Linked DNA regions of Mus musculus: region 1 is linked to region 2. A link is a loop called in an ENCODE intact Hi-C map of the cell type or tissue named here. Cell type or tissue: heart. All regions are shown on one strand.

The links. Peaks named below come from ENCODE experiments on the same cell type or tissue, not always from the same donor. Only the 100,000 strongest peaks of a DNase experiment are listed, where the experiment ranks them.
Region 1: it touches region 2 in a loop (4-fold over the local background); 24 of 42 quality-filtered maps call a loop at or near these places.

The regions. Positions count from the first base shown.
Region 1 is chr14:47,596,598-47,599,097 of GRCm38, forward strand. No RefSeq gene overlaps it. Among named protein-coding and RNA genes, the nearest start is that of Atg14, 29 kb to the left of the region's middle. In heart, a CTCF peak has its summit at 1,409 (motif pointing right); no DNase peak of the experiment used is centred here; H3K4me3 peaks cover 296 bases; H3K27ac peaks cover 320 bases.
Region 2 is chr14:48,369,049-48,371,548 of GRCm38, forward strand. No RefSeq gene overlaps it. Among named protein-coding and RNA genes, the nearest start is that of Tmem260, 76 kb to the right of the region's middle. In heart, CTCF peaks have their summits at 1,470 (motif pointing right) and 1,669; no DNase peak of the experiment used is centred here; H3K27me3 peaks cover 890 bases.

The DNA.
Region 1 (2,500 bases), 770 kb before region 2:
TAAAGAGAAACCCTGTCTCGAAAAACAAAACAAAACAAAACAAAACAAAACAAAACAAAACAAAACAAAACAAAGCAACTAATATACATCTAGTCGATATTTGGAGATATTTAGCCACATTTACCAATTTTTTTTAGTTTGTGAATTTAAAACTTTGGGGGGTGCGGGTAGATGGTGCAGTCTATAAAGTGCTTGCCTCTTAAGTGTGAGGATGTGAACTCAATTTCCATCACTGATGTTAGAGCCAAGAGTGCCCCTGTCCTCCTGGCACTAGGAGGCAGAGACAGGAGGATCCCTGTGTTGGCTGACTGGACAGTGGAGCTAAGTCTGGGAGCTCCAGGTTGCTAAGGGATCTTGTCTCGAAAACCAAGGTAAAGAGCAGTGGAGGGGAACAGTGAGATCAGCCTCTGGCAGCCACATGCCTCTGCATATACATGCTTGCACAAGTATCTTGACATGAATGTACACATACACACAGGCACACATGCACACATACACACACATGCACATATACACAATACATATATGCACACATGTACACATACACACAGGCACACATGCACACACATATACATGCACATATACACACAGGCACATACACATGTGCACATACACACACATACATGCACATATACACACAGGCACACATGCATATACATAAATGCACATATACACACATGCATGTACACATGCACACATGTACACATACATGCACATATTCACACATGCACATACATAAATGCACATATACACATAGGCACACATGCACACACACACACACACACACACACACACACACACACACACACACACACACACACACACACACACACACATTTAAAGATAAAAACTCTGGAACCAGTAGGGTTTTTTGCAACTCTTAAACAATAGGTGAAAACCTCTAGGACTTGGGCATCAGGCTTCAGGCTTTCAAGTCACAGTCAGCATTTTAGGCCTGGACTCTAGAAAGAAAAATACAGATGTCCATTCAACAAGTACAAAATTACAAATAAATAGGAATAAATTTTGTTACTTTACTGTACCCTAGGGTACAGTTAACAATCATGAGTATTTCAAAATTCTAGACATTTTTGAACTTTTCACCAGGAATAAATGATGAACATTTGAGGTGACAGCTATGCTCCTTACAACGATTTTATCGTTATATTTATATAATATATATATATATATACACACACACATATATATATACACACACACACATATATATATATGTATGTATGTATGTATGTATGTATGTATGTATGTATGTATGTATGTATGTATGTATGTATGTATCAGAACACTACGTGGCTCCTATAAACCTGAAGAAATATTTACCAGAAATCTACAACATGAGAACCGTAGTGCTAAAGTGTAATGTGAGGAAAGACTGTTTCACTAGGGGGCGCTCTGTCTCCTCTCTCAAAGGCAGAGCTTCCGGTTTGGGGAGCAAACAGGCTTGGGGATCAGCTGAGGAGGGGCTTAAGTACATGCCGGTGCAGAGGACCAGGGGCTACCTCCTCAGATACACAGGATTAGTTACTGTCTTGGTTAATGCAGATATGTTTGTGCAGTGTATACTGGCAGGTTCTGTTCACATCAGTTCACCTGGAGGTGCTTGGCCTGTGATTTCTCACACACAGCACCTTGATACTGTGAACGTCGGAGGCAGTGTTTTTGGCCTAGGAAGTACCGCCGAGTCTGCATAAATGCAACAAGGCCGCCGGAGGACGGTTTTTAATCTGGTGCCAGTTTTGCTTGCTGTAGCTTTGTCTTTTTCCTGGGAGCCAATGACATGGTTCTAATTAAGTCTGCACTGAGCTGTCAGTTTCCAGACAGGGATTTTATATCACAAGAATATGGAGGCTGATTTACGAATTCCTTGAAGGTCTTTTCTAGAACAAAATTCAGTGGATTTCTTGCCCTTTTAATAATTGCTTAAACTCAAATTCCTTACTCCCCAGTAAGCCACACTTCCCCTTCTGGGTGGCTGGGTAGAGCAGGGCACCAGAAAGAAGCCTGTGCTTACCATGGCATAACCTGTCCCCCTCCCCCCGCCGCCCCCTCCCCCGCCCGCCAAGCTCCCCCGCGCACCCCCCCCCCCCAAATCATCTGAACATCCTGAGTCATGATGGCACCTTGTTTCTACCTAGAAAAGCAACAGCTCTCAGGCAGGACTGTGCCAGTAGGTGTGCACACTGGCAGTGAAACACTTGCCGAATTTGAATTCCCGGGGATAATGGCTTGGTTTCACAAAGACAGGAATCATCATCATCATCATCATCATCATCATCATCATCATCATCATCATCACAATTTATGTATAATTGCAGTTCCAGAGGATCCAACAACGCTCTTCTGGCCTCCTCAGGCACTAGCAGTGCACAGACATACATGCAGGCAAAATACTCATATGTATTCTATGGAGATCACCTGTCAATAAAAATGCCAATGGCCAATGAGCTGAAGCAGGAAATAGGAGGTAGGACAGGAGAGG
Region 2 (2,500 bases):
AGAACTGATATAAGGATTCGGTGCCCCTCAGAGCAGACCCCCCCCCCTGTATTTCCTTTCATACTTGCTGGGGTAGTTCTGCCCCCTTGTCTCTGAGGTGTCCCCTATTTTGTTTGTGAAAGAAAGGGATTAGACCACTTTAACACTAGTGTCCCACGACACTTTACAATGTTTGGTGCGAGTCCCCACAAGACAGAATTAGAAAAAGAACAATTCAAAGATAGTTCCAACACCCTTGCTTCTTAGACACTAACTTCTTTTTCCTGGCTGACTTTCTCATGCTATACTCTGGAACTCTGTCTTTCTAATTCCTTGTGGTGAGTTCCATGTCTGTCTTTTCTCTCTTGCAACAAGCGTGTTTCTTTTTATTTGCCCATTGTTACTACATAACCTATTCTTCAAAAAGTTATTCTGTATCTTGTGTCCTAACCTTGAAGGCCATGACCTGATCTGTTTCCCAAACCTACTCTCAGCCAGCCTTACCCACCTCAGTCAATCTCCCCCATTTCCTTCCATTCAGTGAATAATTAAAAATTGAGCATTGAGGGCTGGAGAAATGGCTTCCATCTCCTCTGGTTCCCAGCATCCACATGGTGGCTCATAACCACCTGTAACTGCAGCCCCAGAGGATCCGACGCCATCCTCTGGCCTCCTTGAACACATGCAGTGTGCATACATACACGCATACACTCATAACACATAAAGCAAAAATAAAGCGTTTTGAAATTTTGAGCTTTATTCTTGAGTCCTTCTTTCCCTTTATCATCAACATCCAAGCATTCAGCAGATCTTGTTGTTCACCTCCAGAATATATCCATGTGTGTCAGCTTTCTCTACGGCTACCTGTGCTGTGCTGGATCAAGCTGCCACCATTTCCAACGCAGAATTGCTATAGTAAACCCATCTCCGCTCCCTTCCCATACCGCTTCTTTTCCACTTGGTACCCAGAGTAAGCTTTAAAGAATGTCAGTCAATCTGTGTGTTTTCCTTGTCCAATTTTATTCAATCTACTTTGATGTTCTGAGGCTATGGATAAAACCATCCCCTGGCCTTTCCACCTTCAATGGAGAGCCCCAGCCACTCTGAACATTGTGCTAATCAGATACCCCAAACCCACGCCTACTTGGAGATTCTTACTCAGCCTCCTTCTTTGGTCTGGAATGTTAGCCTCCAGCTCTCGGGTTAAATGTCACCTGATCAGGGACAACACTGCACACAGCACAACAGCGAATGTCATCTTAGCCCTGGTCCACGACTGTGTTCAATTTTAATAATTGCTTTCTGAGATCTCTCATATTTGATTTTCAGCCTACTCTATTGGAGTTAGGATCCTGGCTTATTTTCCTTGGTGGTGCCATTGCAGAGCCTAGGACTATACATGGCATAGAATAAGCTGTTCAATAAACAATTGCATGAACACAATCAAATCAACCCACATTGGCATAACAACACTATTACCATTTCCTACCACTAGAGGGCAACCAATCACCTAATTAGAATGACTAAATCTGTCCTTTCATACGTGCCTCCCAACTCAAGTTGATTTTAATCACTAACAGGGCAGATATCTTTTTTTTTTTAATGCTTTCAGAAAATAATAAAGGCCTTAGGTTTTCAAAACAGCCACTAGGGATAAGTCCAGGAGACAGTTTATTCCAGAATAACCAATGGAGATACTTTAAGTAAGTTTCTTATTTAATGGTGTTATTCAAGTTCGTTTGTTTGCTCATTTGTTTCATTCTGTAGAATGACATGCTGACTCTTGTGGTGTGGGATTTTCCAGGAGTTCGGATGAAATGTGTGTAGTAGATTGAGAACGGCTGAGGACGAATGAGTTCTGAGGACGAGAAGAGAAGCCCCTGCTCTGCGTTTGGCTGGAAGTGTTCTGTGCCATACAGCCATGCCTGCTAGGACAGCTTCAGATATAACTCAAGTTATTGCATGGAGGGAAGTTCTCCATGAGTGTGTTTTGTGTTTTTGACATGTGCTCTGTGATGTACCGAAGACACCAGAAAAGTTCTATCTTTTCTGTCCTGCCTTCTTACCATATTGGCTCTCAGTGTTTCATGTTGTTTTGTTCAGTTGTTTATTTTGTGGTATTTCTAGAAAATCATGTTCAAGGTCAAGAGACAGGAGGAAAGGGGAAGCCAGTGCCAGCCACTTCTCTCTTTCATCAGTAGAGGAGAAACCTTCCTGCTAAAGACCATTCGGCCACTGTTAGCTTTAAGGGACACTCAGAAAATGTCTGCTTAACAGCAAGAGAATCATCATGATGGATAGAAAGGCCAGGACTCATTGCCAAGTGCAGTCTGTTTGTTACAAACTATAACAGAACAGGTTTCCATTCAGTCCAAGGAAGGGAGCTCTTAACAGTATCTGCTTCAACCCTCTGCTGTTTCTTGGGAGCCCTGGAACTAGTGATTCTCAGCTGGCTTACAATGGAAATGGCACCAGCTCCAGCACTCTGCAGATGTGACACCTGGACGCCTGTCCCTAGCTT